2 separate regions of the Homo sapiens genome follow, and region 1 is linked to region 2. A link is a contact called in ENCODE Hi-C or POLR2A ChIA-PET data. All regions are on one chromosome and are shown on one strand. The core of a region is the stretch at or near the end of the contact, and the rest is flanking DNA. Distances in the headings are between cores, read along the strand shown. Region 1 holds the start of TVP23B (trans-golgi network vesicle protein 23 homolog B). Region 2 holds the start of PRPSAP2 (phosphoribosyl pyrophosphate synthetase associated protein 2).

The links. Hi-C counts contacts between places; a loop is a spot of excess contacts on that map. ChIA-PET counts read pairs that join two places held with the same protein, here RNA polymerase II (POLR2A). Pooled maps may share reads with other maps.
Region 1: a map of endothelial cell of umbilical vein shows a loop between it and region 2 (9-fold over the local background). The contact joins the promoter of TVP23B here to the promoter of PRPSAP2 in region 2. A Hi-C loop is called at or near these places in 3 of 168 maps with a recorded cell type or tissue (CD4-positive, alpha-beta memory T cell, endothelial cell of umbilical vein and naive thymus-derived CD4-positive, alpha-beta T cell), 9 of 37 single-sample maps with no recorded cell type and 18 of 50 pooled maps. POLR2A ChIA-PET finds 5 or more read pairs at or near these places in 2 of 52 experiments (HEK293 and WTC11).

What each region holds. Positions count from the first base shown.
Region 1 is chr17:18,778,268-18,784,885 of GRCh38, forward strand. It overlaps TVP23B (trans-golgi network vesicle protein 23 homolog B), which reads left to right and starts at 2,916. Exons shown (of 7, transcript NM_016078.6): 1 at 2,916-3,038. The coding sequence starts at 3,027. FBXW10 (F-box and WD repeat domain containing 10) reads left to right here. Exons shown (of 14, transcript NM_001267585.2): 14 at 208-1,082. The coding sequence ends at 1,031.
Region 2 is chr17:18,852,922-18,859,485 of GRCh38, forward strand. It overlaps PRPSAP2 (phosphoribosyl pyrophosphate synthetase associated protein 2), which reads left to right and starts at 5,210. Exons shown (of 12, transcript NM_002767.4): 1 at 5,210-5,340. RefSeq lists enhancers at 3,061-3,561, 3,080-3,129, 3,150-3,209, 4,989-5,561 and a silencer at 5,308-5,667.

The sequences.
Region 1 (6,618 bases), core at 1,666-4,165, 77 kb before region 2:
CAAACAAAAAAATTTGTTTTATTAAATTGTTTCTAGTATCAGCATTTCTAATACCACTCAGGGTGCCTGCCTGTATGATGGCATACCTGTTGGGCAACAAAGACCTCAATGTGCTTCGAAGTTTGAATGCCCAAGTACTTAATGCATACGTACTTAATATTTTTCATAGAACGCCGATTTTTTAAAATTTTCTTTTTTTTGAAAAAGCAGATGATGTGGAGAAAGCACAAAAACAAGGACAATTGGAAACTCCTGGAAAACTGCCCAGTCACCCAAAGAAAAAGTCTTGGAAAATCCCTATGTCACCTGACCAATTCCTCCTGACTGTTAGCGCCCTGCAGCACGCCCATAATTCCGGGGAATTTGCCTATCCCTGTAGGCCCCAAACAGAAATTACTGATGTCTGGGGACCTTCAATTTCATACCCAAGGAAGGTCTTGAATTTCAAAGGAAAATCAATCCAACGTGCAGTTGATCGGTTGAGATTGAGCAATCCTCCTATAGATGTGAAACGAACCAGTATTCCCCTTGAAATCCAGAAACTGCAGCCCAACTTGAAGATCTCTTTGCACAGTCCTAGAGTCCAGTCCACCATACCCCAGCCCATGATTATCCGCTCCAGGTTCTCTGGCAGCTTAAAGGGTGGAGACCAAGTGACCAGTTCAATTGAAAGGGCTGTGTGCAGTACGGGTCCCCTGACCAGTATGCAGGTCATTAAACCAAACCGCATGCTAGCTCCACAAGTGGGCACAGCCACCCTGTCTCTTAAGAAAGAACGGCCTCGCATCTATACAGCCCTTGATCCTTTTAGAGTGAACACTGAGTTCGTGCTGTTGACCGTGAAGGAGGAGAAGGAGCACCAGGAAGCCAAGATGAAGGAATATCAGGCCAGGGAGTCCACTGGAGTGGTTGATCCAGGAAAAGTCAGCAAAGCTGCATGGATCAGGAAGATCAAAGGCCTGCCTATTGATAATTTCACGAAGCAAGGGAAAACAGCGGCCCCTGAACTTGGACAAAATGTATTTATCTAAACCAGCCTTGGGAAATTACAATGTTTTACAATAAACAGAAAGCCAAGCGGATGTTGCTATTTGGCCTTTTTTTTTTTTTTTTTGACTGTTTCTTCCTGGTAATTAATGTGGGAACTCCCAGTTATCTTCCTCTGAGCCAAATATTTGATATCATCAAAATAAGAAAACAGAAGGAGGTTGGGCGAGATTAGCATCTGTAGTCCCACTGAAAACAATTTAGTGAGCATTAGGAAAGCCCAGTTTCGTTGATGGGGGATGGGGAGATGATCACTGGAAATTAGATACCATTCATCACTACCAATTTAGTGCTATTAGTTCTTCTGGCAAATGAAGTTATGGGATTATATCAGGGTCATGCATTGGTGTTTTCTGGTATTTTTGCACAGAAGCCTGATAAAACCCATTAAGAATTTAAAAGGGGAAGCCCTCAGTGGGGTGGACCTGTTGCATTTGACAACATTGAGCTTTTCCTTCTCAGGGCTAACTCCTAAGGAAGAGAATTAGCATATTTATCCTCTGTACAAAGAGGGCCAGTAACATCAAGTGCATTGAGGTTTCTGCTTAAACCTTTGGACTATGGTGCAGGGACCAGGTAATTTAGAAGAGTGCAGCCCACTACAAGAGCTATGGCCCATTAGAAAGTTCAAGCCTTGACCAGGTGCGGTGGCTCACGCCTGTAGTCCCAGCACTTTGGGAGACTGAGGCGGGTGGCTCACCTGAGATCAGGAGTTTGATACCAGCCTGACCATCGTGGTGAAACCTCGTTTCTACTAAAAATACAAAATTAGCTTTAAAAATTAGCTATTAAAAATTAAAAGACGATAATGAATTCAAACACAATGTCTTAAAAAACCAAAAACTACGAAAAACAACACAAAACTCCACAGCACTGAGTGGACCACTGAAAACCTGCCATGGGCAGGCTGGACGTACAGGCCCCAAATTTGTTAGCTTTTCATCTCCAAGGGCACGAATGCAATTGTGCTGCCGAAATGTCTTGCCTTTAGAAACGCGTGTGTGTGTTTTCCCCCTTTCATTATTAGAATATCAGGTTTTAAATGGCACTGGCAATCAGCCACGTAAAATTTGTGATTTTAATAGAATCCCTTCAATTAAGGACACGTGCAAATACCACTATGCCAACAGCAGTCTGACTCGGCCAGACAGATAGGATATTGTCATCATCACCGCTTCAAAGATGACTTAACGCCCCTTAATTTCACATCCTTTGTTCAGGCAAGATCACAGCATGAGCGGCTGGACTTAAAACTGTAGTAAGTATAACGTCTCCCATTTACTAGATACTTACACTGTAAGGAAACCATTATCACCCCCACTTTACAACTGATGAAAGAAGTACATAAAGGTTGGTGATATGATTGGCAATAGAGTTCCCAGGCGCCTAAGCTCCAGGGCGCAAGGTCTCAACTCCTGGCGTCTAAGTTTATACCTCCCATAATAATACCGTCCATTAGTTACTCTAGAGTCCTCCTGCCTTGTTTTTCTTAACGTTTTACTTCTCTGCAAGAACATATTTTAAAAAGTTGCTTCTACAATTTAAAGTACAAAAGTAATACTGTACAGGAGTAAGTCTTTGTAAAATATTTAAAGAAAATTATATTATACAATAAAACCCCGCCCCCCTGCATTCGGGGCAGCGACACTGGGGGAACGACTTTAGAATTTGCATTGGGTGGACAGCAAATACTTCCGTAAAACAGACCATGAAGCTTTCCACTTAGAGCCCACTGTGGCCCCAATACCTTTCCCTTTCGCTCCTGCTCCAGGCTCCGCCTCCGCCGTGTCCGGGCCGCTCGCCCCGCCCCCGCTCGCCCCGCCCCTGGATTTGCTCCCTCAAAGCGGAAGTGAGGCCGGACTGAGGCTCTTACAGTGGTCCCTGCTGGCCCTTGGTGACGGGTCGCCTCAGTTCCGACCCGGACCCGTACGCTGCTGCGCTGACGTGGCTCCCGGAAGTAGGGCTGGCGTAGGGCCGCCATGTTGCAGCAGGTGAGGGGCTGAGGGCTCGCTGGGAGGGTGGCGGCTCCTGGGACTGGCTCTGCAGGTTCCGTGGGACTGGAGCCCGCGTCCCCCGCGCCCGCTACTCGAACTCGAGGAGGAGCGGGGCGGCCGGGAGTGGAGGGCTGTGGGTAGTTGTCTGAGGAGGGCTGCTGGGGGTTCTGAGGCCGCTGGGGGCGGCGTGACCCGTGCGGCGCAGAGCAAGTACTTCTTGCGGCTGTGGGGACGCCCATTGTTAACCAGCGCGAGTGGGGGTCTCTCTTTCCTCAACCCTTATTGCCGGGGTGGAGTTGAGGAGGAGCGGCCTGCGGGCCTCTTAGCTTCCTGACACCCAGGGGTGCGATGCTATTTTGTAGGAATCGGCGACACCGCCAGAGCCTCGCTTTCAAATTGCTGTTTCCAAACTAATGTTGTTGGTGATTCTCTCCTTTGTGCTCTTAGAGTTAATTGTAGTCCACATGTTGGCAACCAGAGACTCGTAAGATTAATAATATTTTTAGAAAAAACTACTGTTTATGGTCACTTAGATTGTCTTAAGTGTTTTTTTCTTTCGGTTCACACAAAATTTGTTGAGGGATTACTATGACTCAGACACGGTTGTAGGCCCAGGGATAGGGTTGTGACCAGTACAGACAGGTTTCTTGCCCCGTATTTTTGGGTTAGGGAAGTGGGTTCTAGGAGATGGGGGTTGGGTGGGGAGACACGATAAATTGTATAACCAAAGATATTTTCAGATAATTGCAAAGGCAGGGTGATGAAATAACAAGTGTCTGAGGATAGGACAACTAAGATTTATGGTCAGGAAAGACTGCTTATGAGGAGATGCCTTGAGTGGAGAAAATCTAATAATGGTTAAATTCAGCTGTATTACAGGAAAGGTGTCCCGATCCAGACCCGAAAAGAGGGTCCTTGGCCGGGCGTGGTGACTCAGGCCTGTAATCCCAGCACTTTGGGAGGACGAGGTGGGTGGATCATGAGGTCAAGAGATCGAGACCATCCTGGCCAACTTGGTGAAACCCTGTCTCTACTAAAAATACAAAAATTAGTTGGGCGTGATGGTGCACGCCTGTAGTCCCAGCTACTCGGGAGGCTGAGGCAGGAGAATCGCTTGAACTGGGGAGGCTGAGGTTGCAGTGAGCCGCGGGCCACTGCACTCCATCCAGCCTGGCTACAGAGGGAGACTCCGTCTCAAACAAAACAAAAAAAGTCTTGGATCAGGCAAGAAGGAATTCAGGGTGAGTCCACAGTGCAAAGTGAAAGCAAGTTTATTAAGAAAGTAAAGGAGTGGCTACTCCATAGAGCAACCTGGAGGGCTGCTGGTGGCCCATTTTTATGGGTATTTCTTAGTGGTATGGTTAACAAGGGGTGGATTATTCATTCCTCCCCTTTTAGATCATAGAGAGTAACTTCCTGATGTTGCCATGGCATTTGTAAACTGGCATGGCGCTGATGGGAGTCTAGTAGTGAGGACGACCAGTGGTCACTCTCGTGGCCATCTTGGTCTTGGTGGGTTTTGGCTGGCTCCTTTATTGCAACCTGTTTTTTCAGCAAGGTCTTTATGACCTGTATTTTGTGCCGACCTCACATCTCATCCTGTGATTTAGAATGCCCTGTCTGGGAATGCAGCCCAGTAGGTTTCAGCCTCATTTTACCCAGCTCCTATTGAAGATGGAGTTGTTCAGGTTCACATGCTTCTGACATTTGAACCTGCGCCCAGGCCGGATGAGGCTGGAGAAACACAACAATGTTGACTGTTCCCACTATTTATTTATTTATTGATTGATTGATTGATTCATTCATTCATTTATGAGACGGAGTTTCACTCTTGTTGCCCAGGCTGGAGTACAATGGTGTGATCTCGGCTCACTGCAACCTCTGCCTCCCGGCTTCAAGCGATTCTTCTGCCTCACCCTCCAGAGTAGCTGGGATTACAGGCGCCTGCCACCACGCCCGGCTAATTTTTGTATTTTTAGTAGAGATGGGGTTTCACCATATTAACCAGGCTGGTCTTGAGCTCCTGACCTCAGGTGATCCACCCGCCTCAGCCTTCCAAAGTGCTAGGATTACAGGCGTGAGCCGCCAGGCCCGGCCGACGGTTCCCACTTGATAAATTTGTGACGTGAACCTCAGTCGAGCCCTTAGTGCTGCCAGGCGGTCATTCTACATTTCCATAGCCCCTTCACCCTCTCGCCTTAGGCAACTATTAAAACTCAAATCTTCAACGTTTCTTCTCTTATCCTCTCTCAGCTGGTAACGTTGCTTCTTGTTTCACTGAAAATGGAAGCCGTCGGAAGACAATTTTCACACTAGCTGCCTAGTTGCATGTTTACTCAGGGTCTCATATTCTTTTATGATAATTGGACTGTTAGTGCTCCATTCTTAGGTCTTCCTGTCTACTGTGTCCTGGTTTCCATCTCCTCTTGCCTACTGGAAGGCATTGTTCTAGTAATTCTCTTTCTTGTATCATCAGTTTTTTAATCCTTTTAAACGTTTGCTCACATCAACATATAAACGTGCTTTAATTTCTCTTACCTTAAAAAATGAAAACTTGGCCGGGCGCGGTGGCTCACGCCTGTAATCCCAGCACTTTGGGAGGCCGAAGCGGGTGGATCACGAGGTCAGGAGATCGAGACCATCCTGGCTAACACGGTGAAACCCCGTCTGTACTAAAAAACAACAAATTAGCCGGGGGTGGTGGCGGGCACCTGTAGTCCCAGCTACTCGGGAAGCTGAGGCAGGAGAATGGCATAAACCTGGGAGGCGGAGCTTGCAGTGAGCCGAGATCGCGCCACTGCACTCCAGCCTGGGCGACAGAGCCAGACTCCGTCTCAAAACAAACAAACAAACAAACAAAACAAACTTGACACCACATGCTCTTTCACTGGTCACTCCATTCTTTTTCCTTTAAAGACTTGTATCATATATGCTTGTCTTTTAATTCTTCCAGTCTCTCTTGTATTCATTCTAGTCAGTCTCTCTTCCCCTCTCCCAACCATACTGGAACTGCTCTTACTGAGTTCCCTGATGACCTGTTAAAAATACAGTGGTCATGGCTGGGTGCAGGGCTCATGGCTGTAATCCCAGCACTTTGGGAGGCCAGGATGGGTGGATCATGAGGTCAAGAGATGGAGACCATCCTGGCCAACATGGTGAAACCCCGTCTCTACTAAAAATACAAAAATTACCTGGGGGTGGTGGCATGTGCCTGTGGTCTCAGCTACTCGGGAGGCTGAGGCTGACGCAGGGGAGTCGCTTGAACCCGGGAGGTGGAGGTTGCAGTGAGCCAAGATCACGCCATTGCACTCCAGCCTGGCGACAGAGCGAGACTCCGTCTCAAAAAAAAGAAAAAAAATACAGTGGTCTCTCTTTGGTTTTCATCTTACTTATGAGCAGCATTTGACACAGATGATGGATCCTCCTCCTGGAGGCACTTTGTTTGGTTTCCAGGACACTACCCCCTCCTGGCTCACCTTATGTTCCTTGGTACTTCTTTTTCAGTCCCCACAGCCTATTCCTTCTTATCTTTGTGATCTCTAATTATTGGAATGCTAGGAGTCTGTCTTAGCCATCT
Region 2 (6,564 bases), core at 3,960-6,459:
GAAGATGAAGAGACATGGATGCTCTTCCACCTTCCTGGTGAGACTGTAAATTGGTACAAAATTTCAGGGAACAAAATTTTAAAAGGGCATATCCTTTGACCAAACAAGCTTACCTCTAGAAATTTAACGTGAGGAAATACTTGGGCAAAGGTAGAAAGACAGGTTATGTATTAATAGTAAAAAGTGCCCAGAATGAGGGATTAGTTAAGAGAAAATAATGGTTCATCCATATCACAATAGCTCATAATCGCTGCGGTTAATAGAAAGTGGTAGTCAACTGTGTGCCAGATAACTCAAGTGGTCATCAAGATTCCCCTATGACATAGATGCTGTTATTATTCCTATTTTGTAGATGAGGAAACAGGTATAGAGAGGTTAAGAAACTTGTTGAGGTCACACAGCTGGTGAGGAGAGAAGGAATTTGGATCTAGGCGCTGGTTCCCAAGACTACAGTCTTTCATTCACAGCTCATATCATGATGATGTCGACCTGAATTCATCAACATGGAATCATGCCTGCAATAAATTGTTACAGGGAAAAGGCATATTGGAAAATTCCAAGAGTGGCTACCTCTCCACATGGGATAATGGCAAATATCTTTTTAATTTTTTCTTCTTTCTCATTTGAATTTTTCTTACAATGTGTAAATATTATTATGCTTACAAAAGACAATGAAGTTCTTAGTCCCAGCTGCTGGGGAGCTGAGGCAGGAGAACCGCTTGAACCCAGGAGGCAGAGGTTGCAGTGATCCAAGATCGCGCCACGGCACTCAAGCCTGGATGACAGAGTGAGACTCAGCCTCGGGAAAAAAAAAAAAGACAATGAAGTTCCTTTCATTTTGGGGGAAAATAGAAAAAGGAGAAAAGAGGACGGGCACAGTGGCTCATGCCTGTATTCCCAGCACTCTGGGAGGCCGAGATGGGTGGATCACTTGAGGTCAGGAGTTCGAGACCAGCCTGGCCAACATGGCAAAACTCCATCTCTAGTAAAATTACAAAAATTAGCCGGGTGTGGTGGCATGCACCTGTAGTCCTAGCTACTTGGGAGGCTGAGGCAGGAGAATAGCTTGAACCCGGGAGGGTGGAGGTTGCAGTGAGTCAAGATTGCGCCACTGTACTCCAGTCTGGACAACAGAGCAAGGCTCCATCTCAAAAAAAGAAAAAAGAAAAGAAAAAGGAAAAAAGCTGGAGGATGCAGGAAAGGACTCTATAGGAACTTCCAAGGCCTCCTTGGCTGGTGACCTGGCTTTGGCCTCCGCTGCCTCCTACAGCCAGGCAAGCTGCCATCCTCTTCCACTGGGGAAAAAGGGGTGCCTTGTTTTTCTTCCCTGATAGCCAGACAGGCGAGAGCAGAGAGGCAGCTGCAAAAGCTTCCTCGGTGCCTCATACTCATGGACTCCATCTAAAAGTAACTCCTCACCCCCAACCATCATATGGCTGCTAATATTAGTGCTCATTTTTCCACTGAGGAAACAGAAACTTAGAGAGGTGGATCTGTCCAGGGTCATTTCCACAATGAGGACAGGAGGCAGGAAGCAGGCTCCATCCTAGTGATGGACACCTAAGTCCCTGTTTTTTCATTTGCACAACCATTTGAAGGAGAATCCTGTGTTTTTTGTTACACCATACTGCTCAAAAATTTCTATCAAACTATAGCAAAGATTCCTTTCCTTCCTTTAAAAAATGTTGAAGGGAAATGTCTTAGACTTGAGTATCTTGATTTATAGTCGATATACAGCAGTTTAGCCCTTGAATATGGCCAATGACGTGTTGCAGCAAGCTGAGCACTTCTATTACATGCAAAGACTCTGACTGCAAACATCCAAGTGGGCAAGGGATTATCAAGTTTAGCAATGGACTAACCAAAAACTGCATTCGTGTGGAACTGACCACAAGCTTTACATTATGCTTTTGCTCCTTTCTTGCTCATTACCCATTGTATAACAAAATATGCCCAGACTTGGGCTTTAATAAAAAATTTCTTAGCTCTCAATTTTTTGTGGTTTGATTGGTCTTAGCTAGGTGGCTCTTGCTTAGGGTCTTTCATAAAGTTGCAGTCAGGTGGTGGCTGGGGCTGCAGTCACCTGGTGGGTCAGCTTGGCTGAACACCTACCATGGCACACTCCTATGGCCTAAACCCCAAGGATAAAGAGAATGAGAGTTTTGACATCAGCCTACAAGGGATTTCAATAGTCCTTGGAGAATGGATGGCGGATGGAAGAGTGGTATTGCTATAACAGAACAAATGAAACTACAAACTAAGTGCCTGCAGTGCGGGAAACTATTGAGGAGCAAGCCACCCCACTGCAGAACCCTGGACGCGGTGATACACTGGAGCTAGCTCATTCTGGTTAATGAGAGTGGATTTTTTAAAAAATTCAAGGCCAGGTGTGGTGGCTCATGACTGCAATCCCAGCGTTTTGGAGGTCGAGGCGGGAGGATCACTTGAGCCCAGTTCGAGGCGGCAGTGAGCTATGATTGCACCACTGCACTCCAGCCTGGGCAACAGAGCAAGACTCTGTCTCTTAGAAAAGTTTTTTTTTTTCCAGTAATATTATTCTTGTATGGTGCAAACACTATATAATGCTGCGCTACTGCCCATTTTCTTTCCAGAAAGGATAAGGCACTCAATTTTCCAGACATTTCTTGAGTACCATACTTGTGCCAGGCCCTGGGAAACAGTGATCAGCAGGAGGGACGAAGAGCCCACCCTCATGGGGCTTACAGTGTACAGGGGCTGAGGTGGTGATATTTGTCAAATAACCACCCAAACACTTAATTAGAAATCGTGATAAGCCCAATGAAAGAAAAATACATGAAACAGTTTTATTTGGGAAGGGAGTGGTTTAGGGAAGACTCGAAAGTGACAATGGAGCTATCAAGTTCAAGAAGGAGTTAGTAGGGGAGGAGGCTGCAGGAAGAAGTGCACGCCTGGAGGCAGGAACAGCATGTGTCCCGGTAGTTCAGGGTGGCGGGCCCAGGCGGGTGAGAAAGGGCAATGGAGAAGGAAGGAGAGGAGACCGTGCAGACACTGCAAGTGCCAGAAACCCGATCCACACTGGCTTCAGAGGGTGGAGGGGAGGTTCTTCTTGGCTTCCATAATAGAAATGTCCAGGGACCTACCGACTTCAGATTCAGCGCAAACTCATCTGGGCCCGGTCTGTATCCCTCCCTCTCTTTTCTCTCAGCACTTTCCTCAGGCGGTTCCCCTCCTGGCATCCCAGCAGCTGCAGCATCAGCAGGAGAGAGTAAGCCTCTCCAGTCCCGGCGCAGGGATGGAGACGGTGTTTCGTGGGCTCCGATTGGCTCAGTAGCCTATCTTTGGAGCGAATCAGCGAGCGGAGAGGGATGAACTTCTCTGACTGGCCAGATCCAGTCACATGCCAACATGTGACGCGTGGAATCTACGCCAGCCACAGCAGAGAGGTGGGGGTTGTGACCGGAGTTAGATGCCAGCGCAGAAGGGACGTGAGCCCAGCCGAGGTACCGCTGAAGAGGAATCAATTTTGGTATGCAGATAATCACTGGGCTCATGGGTCTTGCTCTTTACAAAGAGGTATGTCCCTGTAAAGTTGTCAGGCAAAGGAAATGTTTCAAACGACTCCATTTCACGAAGTCTCACCTAATTTACAATTCGTTAGTTGAGATGCTTGTATTCTTCGTTTCTAAAATAAGACGTTGAACCATAAAGACTCTAGCTAGCTCTGCAACCTCTGATGAATATTTCATGCCTCATTATTGTGAAAAATCCAAAGCAGAATTGGAGAGAAGATGTGGTATAGGGATTAGGTAAGTGAAGACTGGTGCAAAGCCTCCTGGGTCGAAATTCTGTCCACTGCTTTGTCATTGGAAAAGTTATTTAACGTCGTCGTCTCAGTTCCCACAACTATTAAAATGGAGAGGATAACAACACCTACCTTATGCTCTTGTGAGGATTAAATAAGTTACCGTTAATATATGTAAAGCACTTAAAAGAGGACCATGTGTTTGCTATTATTATGTTATACATACAATAAAGAGTAAACATTACCTAAGTTATAAAGAACTTAGGCAATGGATACCAAAAGTACTAATTCCTTTATAATAAAAGAAAAAAAGGCGACAAGGCAAATAACGATAATAACTGATAATGGCTGGGCGCGATGGCTCACGCCTGTAACCCCAGGACTTTAGGAGGCGGAGGCGGGCGGATCACTTGAGGTCAGGAGTTTGAGAACAGCCTGGCCAACATGGTGAAACCCTGTCTCTACTAAAAATACAAAAAATTAGTCGGGCGTGGTGGCGCACACCTGTAATCCCAGCTACTCGGGAGGCTGAGACAGGAGAATCGCTTGAACCCGGGAGACGAAGTTTGCAGTGAGCTGAGATCGCGCCGATGCACTCTAGCCTGGACAACAGAGCGAAACTCCGTCTCAAAACAAAAAACTAACAAACGAACAAAAAACTGATCATTTATTATACACCCAGAACTGTGCTTTTAGCACAGTTTTGTTTTGTTTTGTTTTGTTTTTGAGATGGACTCTTGCTCTGTCACCCAGGCTGGAGAGCAGTGGCGCGATCTCGGCTCACTGCAACCTCTGCCTCCCGGGTTCAAGCGATTCTCCTGCCTCAGCCTCCTGAGTAGCTGGGATTACAGGCGCGCACCACCACGCCTGGCTAATTTTTTTTTTTTGTATTTTTAGTAGAGATGGGGGTTTCACCATGTTGGTCAGGCTGGTCTCGAACTCCTGACCTCGTGATCCGCCCGCCTCAGCCTCGCAAAGTGCTGGAATTACAGGCGTGAACCACCGCGTCTGGCCGTATTGTCTCATTTAATCCTCACAACAGTCTTATGGAATGGGTGCTGCTATCTTTGTTTTTCAGATGAGGAAACAAGCTCAGAGGGTTGAAATGACTTGTCCAAGGTTACAGGCCAGTGGAGGCTTGAACCCAGGTATTTGTAATTCCAAATGTCATACTCTGTCCACATTCATTCCTTGTAACCTGCCTGGGCTGTCACAGTTGGTGTGGGGCTAGCAGCTCCCCAGGGACCAAAACAGGCGCATCCCCGCCCACCGCCCCGCCCATCGTGCCAGCCCGACTCCACCCCTGTGGCTACACCCACTGCCCCGCGCCTTACCCACTGGTGGGCCACGCCCACAGCCCCCAGCTAGGTGCCTCCGCTGTCCGGGCTCTAGTCCCGCCCTCGCCCCTCCCCGCCCACCGGCCTCGCAGTCACCGCGGACGCCAATCTTGTGCATGGAGTCGCCATTTTGCTCCTAGAGAGGCCGCCAGGAGACCCGGCGCTTTCTTCCTTCTGCAGCTGAGGCTGCGGCGGGGCCGGGGCTGGGGTCGGGGCCAGGTAGGCGGGCGGGAGCCAGTGGCGAGCGGCAGCGAGGGCTGGCTGGCTCCGGCATTGCGGGGCGCAGGTGCAAGGGGCGGGGAGCCCGCGGCGCCGGCAGGCGGACGGGTCGGGGTCCCTGGGTGGTGGCTGCTTGGGGGCTCACTGGGGCGATCTCGCGCCCGCGGCCCTTCCATTTTTCCCTCCCTTCTTCCTCTCCCGCCAGGGGTCGGCGGGGGCGGGGGACGGGCGTCCGGTGCCTGGGCTCTCTCCTCTCCCTGAGGCGCCGCTGGGGAGTCGAACCCTGATGATGGGACCTGTGGTGAGCAGCCCTGAAAGCAAGCCCAGACCCAGCCATTCTCCGTCCCTAAGCTGACACGGAGCCCCTGATTTTAATTTACCTGGCTTTGCTAGTTACGAATATATCTCTCACCTCCTAAAGGATGATTTTATCCAACTCAGAACTCACCCCAGCAGAGATTGAGGGGGAACCGTGATGAAATTTTTAAGTATTCTGCTTGATGATAATAATTTTTCTCTTATGTTAATGTTGGCTCCGTTTGGGTGTTTAGCTTTTGAAAGGAGTATGAAAATGCGGAATGGGGCTTTGGGGCTTGAGGTGTGATCTCTAGTGTTTAAAAAATTTAATTGCACAAATAGAAATAATTCACCCACATTATTGAACCCCACTAAAGCATATCCTTTTTGTCCATATTCCTTTCCTGCTGCCCTCGTGTGTACCATTATTACTCAGTTGTGATTTGAGCTCGTTCCACTTAAAGTCATTCATAGATACTTTTGCGTCGTGTTGAATATTTATTGAATTTCTATTCTGTGTTTTACTTAATTACTTTATTATGGAACCTTTACACAGGTCTGGTGTACTTGTTCTTTGAAAAGTCTTATGTTGACCACCATCACTGAGCATATAGCTTTTTCCTTATTTCCTTGGGATAATTACCCGAAGTGGAAATACCGAATCAAACTTCTGTTTTCTTTCTTTGGCACTATTATATAAATTGTTTTCCAAACAAGGCATGTTTACAATAGACATTTTTCAAAATCTGGGTATTTGTCCTATTTTGCTCTCTGTATGCAGAATTCAGCGGGGTGCCAAGTCGTTTTCTGTGTGGGTTGAGAGACAGGCTGTGCAGCCCACTGTTGCATAGGACTAACTACTACAAATCATGCTGAGACCGAGCTATTTTTGCTGCTTAGAGGCTTTGCAGCCTTGAGTAAGTTTCT